2 separate regions of the Homo sapiens genome follow, and region 2 is linked to region 1. The links are chromatin contacts, found by Hi-C or POLR2A ChIA-PET in ENCODE. All regions are on one chromosome and are shown on one strand. Each heading gives the region's core, a stretch centred on a gene start or an enhancer-like site at or near the end of the contact. The rest is flanking DNA. Distances are from core to core; before and after follow the strand shown.

Region 1 (4,628 bases), core at 489-2,988:
TTGATTCACTAAGTTTTTCTTAGTCTTTCAATACCTGAGGGCCAGGAGTGTATAGACTACATGATAAATCAGTTTTTTATTTTATTTTCACATATAAACCAGAGTTAATTTGATTTAAGATCAACAGACTTGATTTATAAAAGAATACTTGTATTTTTAGATCTGAACATTTTAGGTGGCTACAATTTTACCCCAAATTAAGAACCTTTGCAAACCAAGTGGCAGGTGGTCTCATTCAGCTATACCAGTTGAGATGTGTTTACCTCTGGAGATGGAGTGAAAGAAATTGTATCTGGCAGATAGCGGAGGAAAATTGTCTTCATGGCTAATTATTCAGTGACTTCTATCTATGCAGCTTCCCATTTTAATTCTGACGGTAAGTGTCTGCAAATGTCTGTGCTAAATATTCCTCTTGCTTTCAGACAGCCTCTAAGTAAGTGTGTGTGTGTAAGAATTGATAACTTTATATTTTTTTCCTCTCTTTTCTCTGGTAGTTTATTTTTAGTAGTAAAATAGTGGCAATGGATAATTCAGTCACGTTTTCCTTCTTTTTCTTATTCTGGTAGCCCCTTCCTAAGAGTGATTAGTGGGAAAAAAAGGGACATAAGGGCTCAGTCCCACTAGAAGCACCCATAGAAGTGGCCCTTTATGATGGCAGGCGGCACTTACAGGCTTAGGCTGTTGCCATTTCAACTGTGTTCTTATTTTTTTAAGCAAGAGTCTCAGCCAGTTCTAGTAAATTAAAAATTAGAACATAAGAAGTGAGGAACAAGAGTTCCTCTTGGGCTGGGATAAACTGGATTTTGAAGTAGAGCAACCTCCGTTCACTGACTCCTTGGTCAGGAGTTTATTGGTACAAGGGCTCGGAAGCATTTTCCTCTCTCCTTGTCATAAGGTACCGCATCTTTTTGATTTTCTTAGACTCTGCCCTAACATGGCCTCACTAAGGAGACTAGAAAACTGAGAGAAAACCTTGCCAGTCAGTAAACTGCATCACAAGGCCTGAAGAGAGAGCTTAAAGGCAACACACAACAAAAGGCAGAGGTGCCAGATGGCTATGCCATTCTGGGTTAAAGGTTAAACCTCATCCTCCCTGGAGACCAGCCAGAGGCAGCCACATTCCTGGCCCTGGTGGGGGCTCCTGGCCCAAGGGCTCCACTGCCCATCCTCGGCAGACCCAGGGAGGAGCTGGGTTTGGTGTAGAACAGGTAATGGGCAGCACAGTACTCATGAGTAGCAAACCTTACAGGACTGATCCCGTCATGACCAATATGGAAATGTCAGTACTCGAGTACCTGTGTGTGTTGATCTTCTCTCTGAAATATAAACAGCTAAATTATTTTCCAATTTGGTCAAGGAAATAGGGAATCACATGTGAACTATTTTTGTAATAGGCCGAGTTACTAATTTTTGTTTAACTAACTCTTTCCATTTAAATGCTTTTTGGCTGTTTTGTCATTGTTCCTATGTGGGCTGCTATTTTCAGATAGGGTGCTGGAGGTCAGTAAGGCCAAGAGAGACGGTGAGCACTCATCACTGCTCCCCTGTGTTGGCTGCACTCCGGAAAATGGGCACACACCTTGAAATCAGCCGTGTTCTGATTTACCCGGCTTTCCGTTAACCAGCCCTTTAACTTGACCAAGGTTTATTCCCTTTTGTTTGCTGTAAACTATGTTGAGGAAACTCTTACAAAGCACAGTCCTTCCTGTTTGTATTGTCTGCATTTTAGGTTGATGGGGTGGGTTTCATTTCTCTCTTAGAGTCACTTCTCTAATCCAGTTTCTTTTGTCTAATGCATGGTAAAGAATTCACTGTTCGATATGACTGACTTTGGTCTGCAGTTAGTTGGAAGATCTCATATTCTTTCACTGCAGGACAATTTTTTTTTTCCTTTTTTTGTTTTTTTATGGTGGTAGAGATATTGGGAGGAATGCAGGGATGGAACTAATTTGTGTGTGGCTGGTTGCATGGGCGAGGCCCAATGCCATGTGCTTCTCTAAGCCATGTTCCCGTTCAGGAAGTAGGTAGGGCCCGAGAGCTAGGGTCTGAATCAGCATGTGACATCAGGTCCACTGTGTTTCTCCTCCATACCCTCTGCTTTCCAGAAAACAGTGTGTATGAACTCCAGCTCACTTTCTTCCAGCAGTCTTGTTAAAATGCTGGTGCTATCACTGAGTTAAATTTCTTATTTCTCCTTCAACTTTATTAAGTTTGGTTTAATTTATTTACTTTCTTCAGACTCAAGTTGTATACAAAAATAAATGGAGCTTTATTGAATCTCACTGCGCAATTGGTGACACACACCTTTTAGAGAAATAAAGTCAAGAGTCATTTTTATGGGGCATCTTGAGATAAACTCTTGAGGGGTTTTGTGTAGCCTGCGTGGGAGGGCCCTGGAGGTGGAGGTGAGAGACTGTGGGAATTGGGGAGGTGAGGACTGTCTGTTCCATGATGTGCTCCAGCAAGGTGTCTGGGGACTTGACTTCCCTTGTGGGGAAGAGGATAGGAGAGATGGAATTCCCGGATTGCGTTGCTGGATTGCAGGCACACTCCAGTGGGCTCTGGAAGCCCTCAGAGGAACCCTTGACTTGAGATAGAGCGATGACTTCCTGTTCTGTGATTCGTCCTCCTTGGCTGGATGGTTTCTGAACTGCTGCAGGAAGTGTCTGTTTAGTTGTGCAAGTATTGTTTCAGGAATTAGAAGTTGTGTTTCCTTTCCTGAAACGCATATGCCTTACTATAGATAAGGAGATTCTTTTTTCTTTTTTATAGTTCTTATACCTCAAGCATGCCATTTTTCTAAACAGGAGCCTATATGTGAATGCACTTATCAGTTTTCCCCTGGGTTCAGTAAAATGGATTTGTCTTAGATTCCTGTAGTAAAGTTGTTGACAGAGAGTTGAGGGAAGATCAGCTGAAAAGCATCCAAGTGTGGAATCCACTGGAGAACAGTGCTTTGCCCATTTAAGTGTCTGACAACTGAGTTATTTGTAAGTTATGCCAAGGATATTTTTAGAACTCAGTATCTTATCCTTAGGTTACCAATTATTTTGATTCCCCAACAGACTCCAAAGGGTACAAGAGAAGTGAGATTGGAAAAAAGAATTTCTGCGAAGAGAAGCTCAACTGAATCTTAACTATGGTAATTAATTGGCAGAAAATCAATAATTCAGTGAGAAGCCTCTCAGCCAATGGTGGCAAAAGACAATGTAGTGAATGTTAGTGGATTTGGGAGAGTATACAAGTACCAGTGAGCTAACTGGGTGAATTTACATACTGTGTTACCGTAGTGTTACACAAGACTAGTCATTTGGGAAATTGATGGAAGATTAATGGAGATCCAAATGTTTAAATAGTTTAATCATTGTCTGACCCTAAAGAGAAACCTCAGTGAATACGTATTTGGCTTAATGAATTGAAATGAAACTGCGTTTTGTCACCCGATGGTGAGGAAATTTTAGCTCACCTGCTTTATGTCTCAAATTCTTTTCCATAAACGTGCCCCTGTGTTTCCTTGAGGGAACTGCCACCTAAATGTTTCTTTCAGATAGTGCTTCTCAATTATTTTAGTCTCATGCCTTTTTTTTACACTCTGGAAAATAATTGAGGACTCCAAAGAGTTTTTGTTTATGTGAGTTCTATCAATCACATAATCTACCATATCAGAAATAAAAAAGGGATTTTAGAAATCATTATTGAATTTAAAATAACAATATAACCACCTGTATGTTAACATAAATAATACTTTCGTGAAAAATAACTATTTTCCAAAACTAAGACACTTATTGAGAAGTATGCTTCGTTATTTTTTGCGAATATCTTTAATATCTGGCTTATTAGAAGACAGCTGTTTTCTTGCCTTGCATCTGCATTCAATCTGTTGTGATATGTAGCTGTGGTTGCCATCCAACCAAAGAAAACCTAGCCTCACACAGGTTTGTAGTTGGAAAAGGGAGTGCTTGAATTTCCTTTCAGATAATAGTGGATCTTCTTTGATATAACACTAGAGAAGTGGTATCTCAAAGTTTGGTCGAGATGTATGTAGATCCTGAAACCCTATCTATGAACTTTAAAAACTCTGTTTTAGGTATTATTTTGAATATCATGCATTGGCCACTTAGAAAAATCTCCCAAATGTTTATATATTTCACTTGTAATATCAAAAATTCTTGTCATGAATCAGAAAATTCTTAAGTGTAGGGAAATTGTCAAGATCACAGTGGTTATTCAAGTTTTAAGAAAGTCTAAAATTTTCATAAAAGCTTAATCTTACTGTTTTCCTCGAAAATGGGCCTGTTTTGTTTCTTTTCTTTAAAATGCCTGCCAGATAGCCTTGTCGGAATAACCATTGTTTATATATCGCTCTGTCAAGTACAAGGTTGGGTTCAATGAAGAAAAGTGGCTCATCACCTCATAGGTCCACCCCACAGGTGCTGACCCTTGCGACAGCCACCAGTATATGCTGCAACAGGGCTTTCCCTTCCTTCACACAGAGTCATAGTGTGTGTGTGCTCAAGAGTCAAGGCGTAATAAAATCAGTTTTTTACTTCTCCATTGTATTAGTCCGTTTTCCTGCTGCTGATAAAGACATACCCGAGACTGGGCAGTTTACAAAAGAAAGAGGTTTA
Region 2 (4,642 bases), core at 2,143-4,642, 2.0 Mb before region 1:
GACAGCACCCACAAGCTGCTGGGGGAATGGGGTTGCACCCCTCTTGCAGCTGCATAACCTGGGGGCAAAGTTCCAATAAGGTACTCTTGTAGGAACCGTTTCTTTACACTGCTCTATAGACTGTCAGTTCAGGGCTTCCGTGTGTTAATAGCTGCTTGACTGGAGTAAGCTCTGGAAACCAGATTCAGATTTTAGATGTTTAACGTTCACGCAGTAGAAGCCCGTTTCAATCTCAGTGTCGGAAGGTCACATTAGTTCTACCCATTGAGCTATCGCTTACAACTGCTCTCTTAGGTTTGCCTTCCAAGCCACTTCCTTATTCCTGCTTTTCTGATAGTGTCATACTGAATGGCTTTCCTTTTACTCCTACACTGTGATTTTTATTTAAAAAAAAAAACAACTCTCAGAAATTAGAGCTGGAAAGGACTGTTGGTTTGTCTAGTCTCAGCAGGAGTGTTCTCCATAGAATATTTCCTTTAGTCCTTAAGACAAATTGCAACATTTTAGTGTTCTGGTGAAAAGCCAGCCTCATCCCGCTGCGTCGCCGACACTTGGCCCAGCATCTGCCTGCCTGTCCGTATATGAATGTGCAGGAGCACACTGCAGCCAACCCGGTAACCTTGACTCTGGGTGGCAAAGATGATCATAATTCTCTTTTGAGAGGACCTGGTGCCTCAAGCAAGAGGGCAGAGTCTACGTGACTAAAACATACCAACTTCCTCTTTCATAAGTCATCACATGATGAACTACAATTACAATTCCTGCCTTGTCTCTGCGAATTGCAGACGCATTGCCTCACCCTAGAAACCCTGCTCCTGTGTGTGGAGGAGGCGGCTGTAACTGCTGCAGCAGCCGCTTTGGATGGGATCCAACTCCAGTCTGTGCCGGGAGGGAGCGGTGGGTGGAAGACAAAAACAAAGCTATGTTTACTTAGCATACATCGATAAAGCTGCTTCAGAGCTACATGAAAGGCCAGGCTGCATGAAAGACTTCTGATACAATATAAGGAATTGCTGCCCTGAATCCAGCCTTAACCCCCTTGATTCCGGATCGAGCCCAGAACTAAAATAGCCCTTCCATTTTCCATCGGGCATTTCATTAGGGAAGTTACAACAACTCAGTTTCGACATGAAACTGGCAGTGTAAAATAAGAAGGAAATGCTCTTCCTTTGGAGAAGAAAAGCTCCGTTTTGCAAAGATCTTAGTATCGTGGCAGAATTTCTATCTCTAATTCTATTTTAGGATGGAGTGGCAGGCTCTCCCCTTGAGGCCATTACAGTACCAGCTTGCAGAGAAATGAGTATAATTAGGCCACAACTCTAATGGTGAGTTGTGTTTTCTTTTAGTATGTTTCAGTCAATGCTTAGTGGGGCCGTCTCTTGGGGGCGATGAGTTGGTTCATTTCTCTGCAGCACAAGGACTGGACTTCATCCCCTTTGGGCAGTGACGCAGTGGGTGAAGGCATGTACTGGAATGAGTGTCACAGGGTCTCTGAGGAGGGTGACCAAAGGGACAGGTCTTGAAAGCGGTGTGCAACAGCAGGGCCTGGGAGTGACCAAACCCGCTGGCACCAGCTACTCCCGGGAAGGATCTGGACAGGCCCCATTCTCCCAGCTTGGAGAGGGTGAGGCAGGATTGCAATTGCAGGGCAAGATCCAGGAACAGATGCAGAGACCTTTAAAACAGGCGCACCTTCTATGGAAATCCCCAAAAGACATTCAAGGTTAGCCTGTAAAAACATTTAGGTCTGACATTACGTTTTCTGTGCCATTTTCGAACAGGTTTTTTCATGTGTTTTAAGCAGCTCCCTCCACTGTTTCTCTAAGGGTGTTTTTCCTCTTCCTTGTGGTTAATCCTTTGAAGCAACCTGGTATTTTCAATAGCAACGACTAGAGAGAAACGTCAGCATGATTTTTTTTTTCTCTCCACCTACCAATCCAGTTGTAGGAAAGATAATATAATTAGTACCCTGTTCTTCCCACACTTAACCAGCTCATTCCAGTCTCAAGGGAGAGTTGTGGGCCTGTGTTCCCAACAAAAGCAGCTCCAGAGGCCGCCCTTAAAGAGCTTAAGTGTAAAAGTCCCAATTGAAGAGCGACTAAGCCTACGTGTATTAGGGAGACTAACGACCAGCCCAAAGTGATTTACCATAACACACACTAGCTCCTCCTCCCGATAAAAGTGCGAAACTCAAACATTCAATTCAGTCTGGGCTGAGTCTGAGGCTGCCAACGGTGGCAGACCTGCAGGCCGGGCTCATCCCGGCCTGGGTGGCATATAGGGCAAAAGTCCGCCTCCGTCGGCGGCCCGCCCTGCGGGACGGCGGGCCAGCCAGCCAGCCGGTCGCCCCCACGGCCCTCGGGAACCTCGCGGAGGCGAGCAGGACCCCCCCCCCCCCCACTCGCGCCCTCGCCTCCCGCCACCTCGAGTCCAAGTTCGGGCCCGGGGGCGGCGCCTCGACGCCCAGACTCGCCGAAGGGGGTGGAGCCTGCGCTGTGACGCGGCCGCGCTGGCCGTAGACCCCGGATCCCTGGAATGTGCATTCGTTCCACGAGGCCCTAGTGCCAGCGGCGCCGAGGCACGTCTGCGCGGAGCGTGCGCACTCGCGGCGGCGGCCGCCCACGGCCCCGCGCCCACGTCACGCGCCCGCCGCGCATACCTACATAAGGCAGCCGGGGCGACTGGCGCGGCGAGGCCCCCGATGAACAGGGCGGGCTGGACGGGGCTAAGAGCGGCACTTGGTGTTCGGGAGAGGCTAGTCCGAACCGCGCTCCCTCCCCTCCAGAGGGCTCCGTGGAAAACGCGCGAGCCAGCTGGCGGCGTGTGCACGTGGTGCTGGGCTTGGGAATATTCACAGTCTCCCTAGTTAGTAAAAGGGACAGGCGGGGCGTATGTCCTTTCCAAGACAAATGCAAAGCACCAGTGACGGATTTCATGCTATGTGTCCGACATTGAGCTTTCAAGTATAACTCCTAAAAAACCAGAACTGTGAACCACGCTAGACCTAAATTCCCCATTCTCAGGAGACTGACGGAAACCAAGTGACAAAGTGTCCTTGCATAAAAGAAAAAAAATGATTTTTAGCACGATTTGGCCCAGAGGCACACCAGAGGAAAACATCCTGAGGGTGGTCGGGACAGCCGGGTGGGGCGCGAAGTGAGGGAAAGTGGAGGAAAAGCACTCGATCACTTTGCGCGGTGTTCCGAAGGGAACACCGGCGCTGCGCTGCTGCGCTGCCCCGCGGGCGGGCGGGCGCCGCGTAGCCGGCTCTCCCGGCAGCGCTCCTTCGGCGCGCGGGGGGAGGGGGAGCGCGCGCGCGGGAGGGCGGGCACGCGCACGAGGGGAGGGGGCCCGCGCAGGCGCCGTGCGAGACTGTCGAAGAATCAAGTCTGTAGAAGTGGAGCGGTCGCGGCGGCAGCAGCAGCAGCGACGGTGGCGGCGGCGGAGCTGAGGCGGGCTGGCCGCTGACGCTGGCGCTGGAGAGCGGCGACGCCAGGAGCTGTGAGAGAGCGGCGGAGCGACCCGGGGCCCGCGCCGCGCCCGAGCTCCACGCCGCCCGGCCGCCGCCACCCCGGCGCGGCATGCCCCGCCGCTCGGGCTGAGCCTGCCCCGGCGGCCGCCCCCCGCCCCCTGCCCCCCCGGCCTCCCCGCCCCCCGCCCCGCACTCCGTGCCGGCCGCCGCCGCGACCTGCTGCGCTCCCCCGCGCCCGCGCGGCCCGTCTTCGCCCCGGTCTGGAGGCCCGCCGCGGCTCCGGCCGAGCCCCCACCGCCGCGCCCGCCGCCCCGCCGCGCCGCGCCGCCCGCCCGTGCCCGGGCCGGCCGGGGGGAACTGCTGCCGCGGCTGCAGCCCCTCACCTCGCGCCCGCCGCCCCTCGTGCACCGGGGGCGCTGCGCGGGCGCCGAGCCTTCGCGGGCTTTGCCGCCGCCGCCGCCGCCTTTGCGGCCGCCGCCGCCGCTGGTGGGGGAGACGCGGGGTTGGGGGGGGAGGAGGGCGCGCGTGGTGCCGGTGGGGGGCGGCGGCGGCGCCCCCTCCTCCTCCTCCGCCTCCTCCTCCGGCGTCGCGGGCTCCTCGGACATGGCCGCGGCGGTGGCGGTGGCGGCCGCGTCCCGGCGGCAGTCGTGCTACCTGTGTGACCTGCCCCGCATGCCCTGGGCCATGATCTGGGACTTCACCGAACCCGTCTGCCGCGGCTGCGTCAACTACGAGGGCGCCGACCGCGTCGAGTTCGTCATCGAGACGGCGCGGCAGCTCAAGCGGGCGCACGGCTGCTTCCCGGAGGGTCGCTCCCCACCCGGCGCCGCGGCCTCGGCCGCCGCCAAGCCGCCGCCGCTCTCCGCCAAGGACATCCTTTTGCAGCAGCAGCAGCAGCTTGGCCACGGCGGCCCCGAGGCGGCCCCGCGCGCGCCGCAGGCCTTGGAGCGCTACCCGTTGGCGGCCGCGGCCGAGAGGCCCCCGCGCCTCGGCTCTGACTTCGGCAGCAGCCGCCCGGCAGCGAGCCTGGCCCAGCCGCCGACGCCGCAGCCGCCGCCCGTGAACGGCATCCTGGTGCCCAACGGCTTCTCCAAGCTAGAGGAGCCGCCCGAGCTGAATCGCCAGAGCCCGAACCCGCGGCGCGGCCACGCGGTGCCGCCCACCCTGGTG

Evidence for each region. Hi-C counts contacts between places; a loop is a spot of excess contacts on that map. ChIA-PET counts read pairs that join two places held with the same protein, here RNA polymerase II (POLR2A). Pooled maps may share reads with other maps.
Region 2: a map with no recorded cell type shows a loop between it and region 1 (4-fold over the local background). The contact joins the promoter of IRF2BP2 here to the enhancer-like site in region 1. A Hi-C loop is called at or near these places in 1 of 37 single-sample maps with no recorded cell type and 3 of 50 pooled maps. POLR2A ChIA-PET finds 5 or more read pairs at or near these places in 1 of 52 experiments (IMR-90).

Annotation. Positions count from the first base shown.
Region 1 is chr1:232,587,986-232,592,613 of GRCh38, reverse strand. All of the region lies in intron 1 of SIPA1L2 (signal induced proliferation associated 1 like 2), which reads left to right. Among named protein-coding and RNA genes, the nearest start is that of SIPA1L2, 40 kb to the left of the region's middle. RefSeq lists an enhancer at 1,160-1,660. Within about 2 kb of position 1,738, at least 7 of the 41 ENCODE cell types and tissues checked have a DNase peak (open chromatin) inside an H3K27ac peak, as active enhancers do.
Region 2 is chr1:234,608,928-234,613,569 of GRCh38, reverse strand. It overlaps IRF2BP2 (interferon regulatory factor 2 binding protein 2), which reads left to right and starts at 3,392. Exons shown (of 2, transcript NM_182972.3): 1 at 3,392-4,642. The coding sequence starts at 4,076. RefSeq lists enhancers at 478-527, 808-867, 3,018-3,117, 3,220-3,917 and silencers at 2,168-2,767, 3,248-3,437, 3,498-3,597, 3,978-4,057, 4,298-4,577.